Regions from separate parts of the Homo sapiens genome. Here region 1 is linked to region 2. Evidence: read pairs that join two places in POLR2A ChIA-PET (ENCODE). Cell type or tissue: MCF 10A. All regions are shown on one strand. Each heading gives the region's core, and the rest is flanking DNA. Links, peaks and the distances in the headings are about the cores only. Region 1 overlaps ABCA12 (ATP binding cassette subfamily A member 12). Region 2 has its middle 42 kb from the start of LINC02862.

Region 1 (8,393 bases), core at 1,943-5,942, 120 kb before region 2:
ACTCCAGCCTGGGCAACAGGGACAGATTCCATTTAAAAAAAATGTTATAAAGATGTTATAAATATTCAACCATTCATCTTTACTTATCGGATAGACTTGGACATTAGCACTCCCTATCTGAGAGGAGGCCCTGTCTGACAAAAGGCCCTCTGCTCTTATGAAGGAAAGAGAAAAGGAGTAAAAACCAGAAGACATTTGGTTCCCATGGCCGATTTCACTGAGACAATCACCTTTGGGAAGCTTGCAAGGTAGACTACACAATGTGGGGATGATACAGGATGGAGAGAAAATACCCTTCCTTACTCTTAATTTTTCTACTTGTTAAAATTAAGTTTTATTGTACTTCAGAGATATTTCCTATTCTCTGTGCAATTCTGTTTACTGAGCCTAAGAGGGCATTAGCTGAGAAACCTTGTCATCGTGTTAGCTGGCATTAGGGTGTGCCCATCCACATTGCATGAGAGTCAGGCCAGGAGCTGGGGGAGATGGACCACTGCCAGCAGGAGCTGTAGTCATCCCTGTGAGTGATGCAGCCGTGTCCACATCTTCGACCCCTCTGTGTGCTTCAGACAGCTCTGCACGGGACACTGGAGGAAACAGGGTCCCAATCAAATCCCAATTTCAGTTTCTATGGCTTCCACAGAATTTATCTCCATGTTGGTATGTGAAGGGTCAGTAATGTTTCCCAAAAAGTCACTTACTACAATTTGCTGATGGAGGAAGTACAGGATGGGTCTTTGGCCGTGAAATTCAAAAGCTGTTCCAAAATGTTCTGAAACTTCTTAAGCAAGAAGCAGGCTGTTAATGCTCCTACACAAAAAATCTCTCCTACATATTTGGAACTCTTTCGTATTTGTGATGGAAATTCCCAGGTGGATGTAGCTGGGAAGGAGTGACGGGGCTTTATATTCATTTTCTTTCCCCCATATGGGCATTATAGACATTATTTTGATCCCATAATCAGATTTACCTGGATCTGAAAAATAAATAGCAAACCAAAACAAACTAACTCCTTGTCCCTTACCCATCTCAGACTCACATTGAGTTTTTTTTACTATCTATCATTGAGTGAATTTTGTAATCCAGTCACCCATATAAATCTTCCAAACTGTATCAGATTTTTACCTGTTGCATTCTGACTGTGTTCCCTGTTAGGAACCATGCTATACCTTGTGCGTACAGTGGTATGATGTGATTTCTGCTATTAATGTGCTATCTATCCAATAAGTGAGTCAAGACTGAAGCAGCAAACACTTAAAGACCATTATAAGCCAATACTTCAACAAGAGAGATATAAAGGAAAATTGATTGGGGTTTGAGTGATCAGACAAGGCTAAATGGGAGTACCCTGGATGTGAGCTTGGCTTTTAACTGGCATGCAGGGAAGATAAAAGGACATGCATCAACGTGGGAGTGAGAATGAGACGTGTGGAGGACATTCAGACACCTCCTCCTTAAGCACAGGCATTCTACTGCAGAACAGAATGAACACAAAGTTGGAAGAATCCTGATTATGCAGGTCTTGAAAGTCAGACAAAGAGAAGGTGAAACCTAATGGGCCCAAATAGTATTCTAGGGAGATTATCTGATGAAGAAACATGGAAAGAGTTGGAGTTAGGGCTTCAAGACACACACACACACACACACACGCACACACACACACACACACACGCACTTTCACACAGTCACAAAGCTATGGAAGCAATCCAAGCATGAGACAATGGGATCTTGAACCAAGGGGTGACAGGAAGGATGGAAGGGCAGCAGTAACTCTGGGACACATTTCACAAATGGATTCTGACTTGCATGCCAGCGGTTATGGGAGGTAAACGAAGGGAGGAGTCATGGATGATTCAGATGTTTCTAACCTGAAAGACTAACTAGTGTTGCTGGTACTCATGAGAATGCAGAAACTGGATTGGGCAATCCACAGCAAAAGACAAATGATGATGAATTCTGAGCTCCTCAGAACAACAACAACAAAAAAACCTATGTAAATTTTTAGCCAATCAAGATAGCAAATGAAATTATTTCCTGTGGGTCCTTCAGTTTTCATCATTAGATCATGGGTGTGCTGGAGAGCAAGGTGCAGTCTGGAATCCTGCACTCATGCCCTTGTCCTCACTTCCCTGAAAACATACCACAGGAAAAGTCAGCAGCAAGAGCAAGGCCAGAACACACCTCACTCCTCTGACTTTCACAACCCTCATCAGTGAGATGCCCCAGAGGCTCTTTCAACATTAAGACTGTACAATAGCTCTTCTTAACAATTCGGGCGCTGGAGTCATAACAACTTGCATGGATCCCACAAACCACTTGTTGATCAACAATTTCAATCCTCCTTCTCACATTTTTTTTTTCCCAGAGCTACTAACAAGTAGAAAAACAACTTGAGTTCATTTTTACAGCAATGCTCAATCTATGATAGTCCTAATAAGTGGTATGAGGAAGAAAAATGAGTTATTGTAATGAACCAGACCTCAGGACCGCCATCGGTGACACCCATGACCCAGATAAAACCATCTGTCCGCAGGTATCTTATCCAAAAATCCAGGCTCCAGCACATAATAACCATGTGAACCTTGGTAAATTACTTAACACATTATTTGTGTCTCAATTTTCTCATCTTTAAAATAGGGACAATTCTATTACAAGGTCCAAAGAAATGATGTGAGTATTAACTAAGGCATGCAAAGTACTTAGCACAGTGTCTGACACATAGCAAAGTGTTCAATAAATGTTCATCCCTGTTATTACTTGTATGCATCCCTGAAGATAAAGGGTATGCTTTGGAGGCAAAAAAAAAAAAAAAAAGTCAGGCTGAAAATGTTGGACGTTCTTGCATTTACCAAAGCTGTTGAGTAACATCTGGATGGGTGCTATTTAGTATAACTCTGTGATAATATAAATTTGGATATAATTCAATTCATGGCTGGCTCCTGCCTTCCACCAGCCCTGATTTTCACATGCAAGATGGGCTGAATTTCTTATCCGCAGAGGGCCCAGGAGTGTTAGAAAGTGACAGCCTTGAGATAGTTGGGGCTTAATGTAATGTATGGTCATATTTGCACAGTATGATTTCCATTGTACTTTTAGAGGTATTTAGGGAACAATAGAAAAACATTGTTTTTCATAAACTTCACAAAAGTGTGACTCCTTATTTGACATGACTACTTTTTTTGGAGTCTACTTATCTCATTCTGTCAGGGTTTTACTGTACTTGAAAAATAGTTGTACAGTAATTAGGGGCTGCTTGCCTGGACATTCATGGGTATGTGTGTATTAAAGGGAGACAAAATAAGCTTGCCGCACATTACAGCTTGGCTTAGTCTAAGTGTGTCTTGTAGAGATTTGTGCTGTTTTGTTGGCCCTTGATCCTAAGCAGTGTTTTTTGGCTTTAACATTTGCCTCTTGACAAGCTGCTGCATGTGGAGATTATAAGAGATTGAAACTACTTCAAACTTGGCACCTCAGCTCATTTCTTCCCTGTTTGAATGAGAAGAATTAGGGCCTGCCTGCCAGGCTCAAAAGGTTTTCTTCACCTGGGATTTATTCTTTGCAGAGGCTAGTTACCTAAGCCATTTGTTGCAACACAAAAGGGAATGAGTGAAGTCAGGTGATGTCAGGAATATCTATGTTATCTGGACCAGCACCAATGGTGTCAGGGATTGCAGCTGGTTCCCGCTCATCAAAAATGCAGACTTCTCCAGATGCCCAACCATCAAAAAGACTATGAAGGGAATCCTTTACGTCACTAATTATATTTGTTCTAAATGAGTTATCAAGTCCTACAGACCTGCCTGACTCTTCTGGGAGCAGAATGTACCCACAGTATTACAGAACAGAAGTTGTTGTGGGATCCATGCATGTTGTTATGACTCCAGTGCCCGAATTGTTAAGAGGAGCTATTGTACAGTCTTAATGTTGAAAGAGCCTGTGGGGCATCTCACTGATGAGAGTTGTGAAAGTCAGAGGAGTGAGGTGTGTTCTGGCCTTGCTCTTGCTGCTGACTTTTCCCGTGGTATGTTTTCAAGGAAGTGAGGGCAAGGGCATGAGTGCAGGATTCCAGACTGCACCTTGCTCTCCAGCACACCCATGATCTAATGATGAAGACTGAGGGACCCACCATGGCTGAGTTTCATTTAGAGGTGGATTCTAGAGTTTCATCTTCACTTCTCTATTGCCCAACTAGCACTGTAGCCCACAAATGATTTTAACTCTATTAAAGAGGACCTAATTTCTATGATACTTCAGCTACAATGCTTCATGAAGAATTAGTTGGACACAGGTAGCACTGAATACTAATAGTTAGGATAACTCTAATACATACATTGGAATGCACTTACTCCCCATATTTCTTGATTTCATAATTGAGGCAAAGCAGGGGTGCTTCCAATCCTAGTTTCTAATTTTAGTTCACTTTTACAAAATGTAAATGATGCAATGTGAAAAATTAGTACTGACTACTAGATGTAAGAAATGTGAGTTCATGAGCTTAAAACAAGATTCTGGGGCCAGACTGCTTGGTTTCAAATCCTGACACCACCACTTATTAACGGTACCATCTTGGTCAAGTTACTTAAGTTCTCTGTGCATTAGTTTTCTCAACTGTGAGATGAATAATACAGTCACCACCTTACTAAATATCTGGTACACAGTATGAGATCAAGAAATATTTTTATTATGATGAATTATTGGCCAATTCTAATCTTTCAGCATAAAAGACATACATGAGAAACAAAGAAAAACAAGAGCAATTTAAAAAACAGGATAAAAGCATCTAAATCCAAACTGTCATCTCAAAGTTATTCTTTCTACGACAAAAGAGGGGGAAAAGGCCAGGTGCGGTGACTCATGCCTGTAATCCCAGCATTTTGGGAGGCCGAGGCGGTGGATCACGAGGTCAGGAGTTCCAGACCAGCCTGGCCAAGATGGTGAAACCCCCGTCTCTACTAAAAATACAAAAATTAGCCAGGTGTGGTGGTGGGCTCCTGTAATCCCAGCTACTCAGGAGGCTGAGGCAGAGAATTGCTTGAACCCAGGAGGCAGAGGTGGCAGCGAGCCGAGATCGCACCACTGTACTCTAGCCTGGGCGACAGAGCAAGACTGTCTCAAAAAAAAAAAAGGAGGCGGGGGGGCAAGTAACTGCTTCTCTACCAGTCTTACATTCTCCAAATTACTCTATAGCACCTCTGATTACAAAATTACATTTTATATTCTATTGATTATAGAATGTATTGAAACTTTGGGCATAATTTTTACTTGGCTCTTATTTACCCAAATAGGAGTTTCAGACTTAGAAAAAATTTGTGTATAAAAGGGTAAGATGCGGTAAATCTCATGGACAAAGAAGCGGTTTTCACCACCTTTCTTTCCTATCCCACATGATTGAATTTTGGCAAACTGTAATCTCCCTGTGTTGCAGGTTTCTCATTTGTAAAGTGAGAGGGTCACTTCTACTTGTAATAACAAACCAAAAAACTATTTTTTAGACTGAGTCTGATAAGGTCTAAGAGACTAACAAACATACTTTCCGTGTTTGAACCATCCTATAATTTTGTACTGTCCTACTGATAAACAGAAAGATAATCACTTCCTTGGCTAGTTATTATTAGAGTATGATAATAGGTCCATAGCAAAAAGTTATTCATCTCCTCCCTGATACAATGTTTTTTCAGAGCCCTTTAGATTAGGCCTAAGAGGCACATATCACATTATTTCTCTAGTATTTTTTTTCTTCCTAATTTAGTAGAATTATAAGAGCTTTCCACAGTTTTTTCCATGAATCTCTAATGCTATCAGGTAATATCAATTAATTTAAGACTGCTCATTCAAAGACCTTATATTTCTCTCTTGGAAGTTTTACAAGAGGAACTTTATGTAACTGAAAAGTCCTTAAAAACAAGAAATTGGTGAAAATAGGTGTTGAAAGGAGCTATTAAAATCCTCCCATCACTATTGTTAGAAAATTGATAGTTAGCATATTAAACCAGAATATTTAAGAGTATTTGTCCTACTTATATGGTATTCCTGAAGCCCATGCTACTTAAGATATGTAGAAATATATAAATGGATTATTTCTGAGACCCATGCTACTTAAGATATGAACAAACATATAAACTCCAACAGTATACGGTGGAGTCAATCTGTTATAAATAACTAATATACACATAATATGAAGAGAGCAAAATTATGCTGTTTTTATGAACAATCAAATAAAATCTCATCAATAACTCAAATGACTTGAGAAAACATCCTTTAGAAGTAAGGCACTGTTGGCTGGGCGCGGTGGCTCACGCCTGTAATCCCAGCACTTTGGGAGGCCGAGGTGGGTGGATCACAAGGTCAGGAGATCAAGACCATCCCGGCTAACACAGTGAAACCCGGTCTCTACTAAAAATACAAAAAAATTAGCCAGGCGTGGTGATGGGCGCCTGTAGTCCCACCTACTCAGGAGGCTAAGGCAGGAGAATGGTGTGAACCCAGGAGGCAGAGCTTGCTTGCAGTGAGCCGAAATCGCGCCACTGCACTCCAGCCTGGGCGACAGAGTGAGACTACGTCTCGACAAAACAAAACAAAAAAGAAATAAGGTACTATTTAAATGTAAGGAATTGTTTATTCTAGCACCAACAGTTTAAATGCTTTCCACTAACTGAGTTGACATTTTCTTTTGAATTAGCCTATTGAGCATGATTCACGTAAATTCTGCTATGGTTCTCATCTGATTTCTTAGAACTGGGTGATTCAAAAACACTAATTATTTTTAAAAGTCACTAGCTTTTTACTCTCTTTACAAAATAATTCAGGATTGTCTTCTTTTACATAGCAAATTACCATAATTTATGTGAAATACAATCTAATTTATAGAAATTTGATTTACAAGAAGCTTTTTAGGAGATGGCTGCTTTGTGAAGCAAGAAGTGTCTGGTTTGACTTTTCCTCCTCTTTTAAGAAAACTGGCTTCACAGGGAAAAAATAAAAATGAAAACAGCATTCATCAAGCCACTGGGGTTAAAACCCTCATCCCCCTCAGTTCTGAGGACTTTTCTTAGTCCTTTCTACTTTTTCATTCTGGATCCAAAAGAAAATAACGGAGTGTCGGGCATTCTGCCCATTTTACAACTTGACAATTACTAAATGTAACTGAAAGAGCGCTAATTAGATAACAATCTTCTCTTGAACTAAATGTGTTGACACATTTACACCACTCAAATATCAGCCCTAAAGAGAGAGAAGGGATTTGTATACTACTCTGGATTTTCATTTGTTCAGTTGATCAAATACAAGACTATGGTTTCCATTACAAAAGTAAAGAATGATATAGCAAGAGATTGCTGCTTGTTTGTGCTGTGCATATCATGGCAAGATTTATGAAATGAATAATAAATGAGTCAAAATTTTATAAAGGCTAAAATATTTTCTGGCTTCTACAAGCTTCATATTTTTCTAGATAAATATTACAAACTCAACTTTCTGACTAACTTGAAAATCTAGGGTAAAAAACACACAAATTGTTCATATTAATCCTTCCAAGTGAAAACACTATACAAAAAAAAATTTTTGAAATGAAACACTAAAGTGGTACCAAAATAAATTTTAACTAGAATCCAAAAATTAAGGAAATAAACAAATGTCATTTACTTACAAGTTGGTTTTGCAGTTGGAGGAAATTTGGTCCGAGTAATAGCCAAAATTATGAAAATAATGACTGGCCATAAGATCAAGACAAGTGTCCAAAGCTGCAAAATAATGGTAGAAAAAATTGTTAGTTTTATTGTTGAACCAAAGATTTTTAAAACCTGACTACAAAAAGTATGTCATACTATAATATTTCAACACAAGCTGAATATTTGACCAACTGTAGATATTATTAATAAAAAGTGAATGAGAGATTTTTTTAATATGTAAAAGACCTGTAAATGCACAGAAGAATGATTTTTCCAGGCTTAAAACCATGAAATAACCTTCTGAAGATTTATTTTGGATCACCTCTCATGACTGCCCCAATCATCATTATATTAAAATTAACCCTGATTGGTTACTTCATTCCTTAAAAATCCTTTAGAGTTTCCCACTTCCCTATTGGATAAGACACAATGTTCTAAACAGGCCATACAAAACCCAAAATAATTTCAACCTATGCCTATTTTAGCCCTTTCAATGTCAGCATTCTATGCTCAGTCATAAAGACTGGTGTGTGAAGTGGGTCATGACCCATAAATATTGTTGAAAAAATGAACTTAAGAATGAACCAAAAAAGAAATAATTGAGTCAATGAGTGAAGAAGTAAAAAGGAACTTCAAGTCCCATGCAGTCCCATATACTACTTAATGTCTTGTGTGTCTACTTCTATCATAGAACTTACACCGTTATAGTCAATGATTTTTTTTTTT
Region 2 (8,393 bases), core at 1,667-5,666:
GGTTGTAGAAGACGGATAGTAATACGAAAGATTCTCATCCAAAGCAATGCAAGTAAATTTGAAAATATTACTGTTAGATAAGAAATTAAACAGTTTTTATCTGTTACCTAAATTTAAGCATCTTGAGTTTCTATTTATACCTGTTCTTCAATTCTCATCTGAACTAGTCTTAATAGCATACAACTTCCTGCATTAATGAATTGAATACATTTTTTACATGTTCATTTTATATTTGCACAAAAGCCATATTGCTAACTTTCCAAAAGTACACAGTAATATTCTGAACATTTGAAAAATGCAGGATATTTATATTGAACAAACATGAAAGATTTTAAATTAAATATTAAGCGTCCTCTTTAGAAAACATGTTCTGTGTTTTCTTCAACTCAGGCTCCAACCTCCAGCTAGGTTGTTGGGCTCCACATTCTTCTGTTGTCTCTGCTCTCCCCACCCTTATGCAAAGCACTTTTCCACATATCCCCTCCCTGTGTCCCCATTAGCAAAAAGAATTATTTTCCGAAATAAAGATCTTTTCTCCCTAAGAAGAATGGTACTGCCAATTTTGTTTATCTTGAAAGATATCTGAGTAAACAAGACTGGCAAAGACTGAGAAGGAAAATAAACTCAGGTACTAACTTGCTTCATACGAATAAAAAATCTGAGTCCCAGAAATAATTTGTTCACATATATCCAACTACCTAATTTATTATTAGAGAAAATAGGCTTTTTTTCTCTAATATAAAACATTATTTTAGAGATAATTCAAATTAAGTATTAAAATTTAGTTATTTCAGCCTCATTAAAACTTTTGTAGTAGGAGGTGGAAGAGTTTTAATCAAATAAAGCACAAATTAAACACTGTGTACATAGTAATATTTGATCCAATTTTAAATTGTGACTTCAAAACTGAGAAGGTGTTTTCCTTTGGATGGAAAATGCTATAGATGTTCACATTAGTAGATTAGATGTATTATTGAAACACCGAGAATTTACCATAAACAATTATGTAAAACACTATTGTTATACTATTATTATTATTATTATTATTATTATTATTATTATTATTTTAAGACAAAGTCTTGCTCTGTCACCCAGGCTGGAGTGCAGTGGCGTGATCTCGGCTCACCACAACCTCCGCTTCTGGGGTTCAAGCGATTCTAATGCCTCAGCTGCCTGAGTAGCTGGGATTACAGGCGCCCACCAACACACCTGGCTAATTTTTGTATTTTTAGTAGAGACTGGGTTTTGTCATGTTGGCTAGGCTGGTCTCAAACTCCTAACCTCAAGTGATCCACTTGCCCCGGCCTCCCAAAGTGCTGGGATTACAGGTGTGAGCCATCACATGTGGCCTTATAATATTATTTTTATGGGGAAAAGATATCTAAAAGGGGAGAAACTTTCCAAAATTTGTCTTTTTTTTTTTTTTTTTTCTTGAGACGGAGTCTTGCTGTGTTGCCCAGGCTGGACTGCAGTGGCACAATCTTGGCTCACTACAACCTCCACCTCCCAGGTTCAAGTGATTCTCCTGCCTCAGTCTTCCAAGTAGCTGGGATTACAGGCGCCTGCCACCATGCCCAGCTCATTTTTATATTTTTAGTATAGGCTAATTTTTGTATTTTTGGTAGAGACGGGGTTTCACCACGTTGCCAAGGCTGGTCTTGAACTCCTGACCTCAAGTGATCTGCCTGCCTTGGCTTCCCAAAGTGCTGGAATTACAGGCATGAGCCACACACCCCATCCAAAATTTGTCTTAAATGATTCTTTAGGAAAAATTTTCAGGTTGATGGAGAAAATATGAACAGTTTTAGTGACTTTGAAAGAAACTTCTACACATTTTCAAAAGCTCTAAGAAATAAATGAAATAAATATCTGGAATATATAATAATGGTAACTAGAATCAAAAGGTAATGATAAGAGCTAAGATATGTTTATTCAATTTCACAAATATTTACATGGCTTGTTTTCTACAGTCTTTATTGAGGCTGCCTTTGACCAAGAGTATGGAAAGTTACCTCCAGTACTCTTCCTACTATATTTTTCCTCCTTTTCCTTCATTGCTATCACATGCACCATATGCTTCACTTTTTTTATTTTGTCTTCTATTTCCTTCCCTAGAATATGCTCTCCCAAAAAGGAGGAATTTTTTCTGTTTGTTGACTGCTTATTCACATCAGCTAAAACAATGCCTCAATGCCTAGCACACAGTAGGTCCTCAGGAAATTTTTGTCAACAGAATAATCATTATATCTGGCAATAGCAGAAATCAATTTTTTAAACAGACATATAAATGATATAAAAATCGACCATGAGCTAGGCCATAAAGTAGCCTCAAGGAATTTCAAAGATAATAAACACATCACATTTGCTGACCACAGTGGAATTAAATTAGAATTACTCACCAAAAGTTAACTAGGGGAAACACACACACACACACACACACACACACACACAGAGACACATACACACACACAGAGCGATAGAAGGGGCCTGACTTTCTGGCCAGTCCAGTGGCTCATGCCTGTAATCCCAGCACTTTGGGAGGCTGAGGCAGGCGGATCACTTGAGGTCAGGAGTTCGAGACCAGCCTGGCCAACATGGTGAAACCCCATTTCTACTAAAAATACAGAAATTAGCTGGGCATGGTGGCAAGTGCCTGTAATCCTAGCTAAATCCTATAATCCGGAGACTGAGGTAGCAGAATCGCCTTGAACCCAGAAGGTGGAGATTGCAGTTAGCTGAGATCACGCCATTGCACTCCAGCCTGGGGGACAGAGGGAGACTCCGTCTCAAAAAAAAAAAAAAAAAAGAAAGAAAAAAAAAGAAGCCTGACTTTCTTCCTAGTGATGCAGCTGGCTTGTGCAGGGTTGCACAGTGAAACAGCAAGGGAAATAAAGATCCTACCTTTCTCCTCCCTCTGTCTGCTCTCCTCCCTCTCCTGCCATTGATCCTCACTGGCTGAAAGCAGTAGGAGCCCATGGAAGCCAAAAAAAAATCACTGAAGTGGCCCATAAATGTGGGCCCCTCAGGGCACCAACCGGTGGGAAAAGTGGAGCGATATCTGCAGTGACCATGAAAACTATGCAGCACGAAATGGCGTCTAGAACAACAGCGAAATGTAAGCAAGCACACAAAGTACTTACTGATAAAAAGCTGAGCACATTCTTTCTGAATCAGCGTCAAAACAAGATACTGGCTGTCATTGATCCCACCTGAAATTGTGTTTGAGATCTTTGCCAGGATATTAAAGTAAGAAAATGGGGCTGGGCGTAGTGGCTCACGCCTGTATTCCCAGCACTTTAGGAGGCTGAGGCAGGTGGATCACCTGAGGCCAGAAGTTCAAGGCCAGCCTGGCGAACATGGCAAAACCCCGTCTCTACTAAAAATAAAATAATTAGCTGGGCATGGTGGGGGGCAACTGTACTCAGGAGGCTGAGTGAGGCAGGGGAATTGCTTGGACCCGGGAGGTAGAGGTTGCAGTGAGCCGAGATCGCACCACTGCACCCCAGCCTGGGAGACAGAGTGAGACTCCGTCTCAAATAAATAAATAGGAAAAAAAAAGTGTAACAATCAGAAAGGAGGAGAAACAATGTCATTATTTATAGATGATGTGATAGTCTCAGTGTAAAACTCACATGATATGCAGATTAAATATTAGAACTGAACAGGTCTAGAGAAGTTGTATATATAAAACGAATATTTTTAAAATATATTGCATTTTTACATAACAAATTTACAATAGCAACACATATATTGTATCCATACATAAATCAAACAAGATGGAAAGATCTCTGTGGAGAAAATTATAAAACATATTAAGAGATACCAAAGTTAGACCTAAATAAAATGGAAAGGTAGACCATTTCCTGGATAAGAAAACTTTCTATACTAAAGAAATCACTTCTTCCTAAATTGACCGAGAGATTCAATATAATTCAGATTAGAATCTCCAAGGGTTATTTTGGAGAAATTGTCAAACTCATTCTCAAAATTTACATAGAAGAGCTTAGGACCATGATGAAAATATTACTGAAGAAAAGTAAATGGAAGAAACTTGCCCTACTGGATATCAAGCCTTATTATAAAGCTAAATAATTAAGACATGCCATGATATTGGCACAGGGATAGACAAATAGACAAATAGAACAGAACAGAAAGCCCAGAGACAGCCCTATGCAGAAAATATAATAAAATTGGCACTACAGATGTAGAGAAAAGGAAGGCACTGCAGGAAATAGTTCTGAAACAATTGAGTATATCCATATGGACAAAAATGAAAGTGGGTTACTACTTCACACTATATGAAAAAAATCAATTTCAGATTGATTAAAGATTTGTAAGGCAAAATATACAACTGTTAAGAGATTATAGTTGACTTTTGAACAATATAGGTTTGAACTGCATGAGTCCAGTTGCATGTGGATTTTCTTCTACCTCTGACACCCCTGAGACCACAAGGACAACCCCGCTTCCTCCTCCTCCTTACCAGCCTACTCAACGTGAAGACGACAAAGAAGACATTTATGATAATCCACTTCCATCTAATGAACAGCAAATATATTTTTCACTTATTATTTTCTTAATAACATTTTCTTTTCTGTAGCTTACTTTATTGTAAGAATATAGTATATAATACATTTAACATACAAAATATGTGTTAATTGACTGTTTATGCTATCGGTAAGGCTTCCAGTCAACAGTAGCTATTAGTAGCTAAGTTTTGGAGGCATCAAAAGTTTTACATGGATTTTTAACTGTGTGGGCGTCAGCATGCCTAACCTCTGCATTGTCCAAGGGTCAACTGTATATGAGAACATCTTCATGAACTCAGGGTAGAAAGAGATTTCCTGAGACCTAAAAATCACCAACCTTAAAGAAGATTGAAAATTAAAATTCAGGACTTTTATTCAATAAATGACACCACTATAAAAGTAAGAAAATAAGCCACAAACTGAACAAGATATGAAAGCTTGGCATCCAGGATATGTAAAGTATAGCTATGAATCAACAAGAAAATGACAGACCAATTGAAAAATAGTCAAAGGAATGAAAGATCACAGAAACAAGCACAAAGGGCCCAGGAACATATGAAAAGATGCTCAACCTTATAGAATGAAATATAATCCCACACATGGAAGACTGGTGAAAATTAAAGATTGGTCAAATCAAGCAGTGATAACTAAGTATAACAACTGAAATCTCCCACCCACTGTTTTTAGAGAATAAATGTGGAAAGCAGTTTAGCATCATCTAATAAAATTGGACATGTGCTTATATAGCAACACACTACTTCCACTCCTGTGTCCATATCCGAGGGCTGTACATTTCAGACTGTGACTTGTAACACAGTCACTTAAAAGTCAATAGAAAGAATGGAAATATAAGAATTGAATAGAGATATCAGAATGCATTGCAATTAGTAAGGATATGTATTGTTTCCTTCACACATTATGTAGGTGTGTACATATGTGTACTGACCGAATTATGATAATAAACATTTATTTTAGGCCAGGCCCGGTGGCTCACGTCTGTAATCCCAGCACTTTGGGAGGCCAAGGCGGGCAGATCACCTGAGGTCAGGAGTTCGAGATGAGCCTGGCCAACAGTCAAGACCCCAGGGGGGTCTTGGACGTCAAGACCCCATCTCTACTAAAAATACAAAAATTAGCCAGGCGTGGTGGTGCACACCTGTAATCCCAGCTACTCCAGAGGCTGAAGCAGGAGAATCGCTTGAACCCGGGAGGTGGAGGTTGCAGTGAGCTGAGATCGCACCACTGCACTCCAGCCTGGGCAACAGAGTGAGACTCCATCTCAAAAAAAAGAAAAGATATATTTTTACTGTGTATCTCAGGCAAAAATCTTTGAATATCACTGTCTACAGGAAGTCTTACATATGTACACCAAGAGACAAGTAGAAAAGTATTTATTGCAGCACTATTATGTTACGTCAAGACAGCAAAAACCTGCAAACGACAAAATAAAATGGGATATATACATTGTGGTATATTTGTGTAATACAGTGAACAATCTACTGCAAACATCAACATGGTTGAATCTCAAAAATGGTATGATGGGCAAAAGGAATAACCCCAGAAGCATGCCTACTGTATGATTCCATTTATATATAATTCAAAAATAAGAAAAGTAAATGTGCTATTTACAGCACATACCTAAGTAACAAAACTATAAAGAAAACCATGAAAATTATTAACACAATCTACTATAGAGGTGACCTGTAGTGGGGGATGGAGCAGGAGGAGAAACAGTCAAGGCAGAACACTAAGGTCTTCTAGGGAACTTACCAAGTTTATTTCCTGAGTGGTGAGTACACATGTGTTCATTTTATTATGACACTTTACTTTGTACATACATGCTGTGTACAACTACACATGCAAGATACATGTCACAATTAAAATTTAGAATAAAATGTTACTTCCTGCTATTTTATTTAACTGCATCTCAACAGAAGTCTAATATTAGAAGAAAATTTACTACTATGGTCAATGCATAGAAGGCTTAAATGAATATATAATTTGTTTAAAAATATTTCAAAACTTAACACAGTTGGAGAAAATCAGTCATCCTAAAGCTAGCAAACCACTTTGTGACCTGTAGCAACTCAAATAGTGGTTCAAAGAACTCTGTAAGGAGAGGATACAAGGTTTACCTTAAAATCTAATTAATGTCAAGTCATTGGTATCCCAGCTCAGCATCACACTAAACACACTAATTTTTTTTTCTCTAGAAACATAATCAGAAACTTAAAAAAATTAATTGGATGAATAATTTTACAACTGGGGAAAAACAGAGTTAGAGAACAGCCTCAATACAGAATTATCGATATAAATGATAGCATCCAGAATACATCACACTCTGCAGTCACTAAAATCAACCGGGTAATGTGTGCTACATGAAAAGATGCCCCTGATACTATGTCAGAGTGAGTAAGTTTCAGAAAAGTTTAATGTTTTAGGCCAGGCACGGCAACTCATGCCTGTAATACCAGCACTTTGGGAGGCCGAGGTGGGCAGATCACCTGAAGTCAGGAGTTCGAGACCAGCCTGACCAGCATGGCGAAACCCCATCTCTACTAAAAATACAAAAAAAAAAAAAAAAAAAAAAAAGGTAGCTGGGTGTGGTGCTGCATGCCTGTGATCCCAGCTACTTGGGAGGCTGAGGCAGGATACTCCCTGGAACTTGGGGGGCAGAGGATGCAGTGAGCTGAGAATGTGCCGCTTCACTCCAGCCTTGGCGACAGAGCGAGACTACTCTCAGAAAAAAAACAAAAAAAAGGTTTAATGTTTTACTACTACTTCAGGCTGGGCACAGTAGCTCACGCCTGTAATCTGAGCACTCTGGGAGGCCGAGGTGGGTGGATCACCTGAGGTCAGAAGCCTAAGACCAGCCTGACCAACATGGTGAAACCTCGTCTCTACTAAAAATACGAAAAAAAAAAAATTAGCTGGGCGTGGTGGCGCATGCCTGTGATCCCAGCTGCTTGGGCTGCTGGGGCAGGAGAATTGCTTGAACACGGGAGGCAGAGGTTGCAGCCTGGAGACAGAGTGAGACTGTGTCTAAAAATAAATAAATAAATAAAATAAAATACTACTTCAGGGTTTTCTTAATATTATATATTGGGAGATACACAAGCAAATATGTGAAAAAAAATCTAAACTAAACTATTAATACTGGTTGAAATTGAGACTTTTGTTTTCTACTTTATACATTTCTGAATTGTCGGAATATTATTTTGTAATGAGTCTGTACTATTTTGTAATATATATTATACACAAATTATATTACATACAAATTATATATTATATATATATAAACCATCAGATAACGATGATATGGAATAATCAATTTCCTGCTATGAAATAAACAGAAAATGAAATGGTGGTAGAAGACTTCAGTTTAATAATAATTAGGACACTAAAATTGCAGCTATCTATCTTCTTTCTGAACATGAAAGACCTTGTTCTAGTCTGTGAAGAAATAGTTGTTTATTTTGCCATGTTTGTAAAACACTGACCCAAATATTTTTCAGAAATAGCCACAGCCACACTATTTACCATATTGGCATTCCTTATTGATGGATAATGCATTATCCCTCCCTCTCTCCCACGCACAGAGCAAATGCTCTTTTTACATTATTGAGTTGACATTTGAATAAACTCTCATTTGACTGGTTTGCCCGCAAGTGCCTCTAGGTGAGTATACGGCCTTGAGGATATAAAGTTTAGAAGTTTTATCTGCCCCCATTGTACTTTCAAATTAGTACATGTCTGCTGTAACTTATTTGAACATAAAATACAGCAAAGTGAAATTATTAAGACCTTTTCTTTTCCTTCTTTCTATAGTTAGCACTAAGAATAAAAAGTTACTAATTGCCTCAA

What was found. Peaks named below come from ENCODE experiments on the same cell type or tissue, not always from the same donor. Only the 100,000 strongest peaks of a DNase experiment are listed, where the experiment ranks them.
Region 1: POLR2A ChIA-PET joins it to region 2 with 5 read pairs; 2 of 35 experiments call an interaction of 5 or more read pairs at or near these places.

The regions. Positions count from the first base shown.
Region 1 is chr2:215,103,952-215,112,344 of GRCh38, forward strand. ABCA12 (ATP binding cassette subfamily A member 12) reads right to left here. Exons shown (of 53, transcript NM_173076.3): 2 at 7,646-7,739. Among named protein-coding and RNA genes, the nearest start is that of ABCA12, 30 kb to the right of the region's middle. In MCF 10A, for the core only: no CTCF peak of the experiment used is centred there; DNase peaks (open chromatin) are centred at 2,220 and 3,460.
Region 2 is chr2:215,228,974-215,237,366 of GRCh38, forward strand. No RefSeq gene overlaps it. Among named protein-coding and RNA genes, the nearest start is that of LINC02862, 42 kb to the right of the region's middle. In MCF 10A, for the core only: no CTCF peak of the experiment used is centred there; no DNase peak of the experiment used is centred there.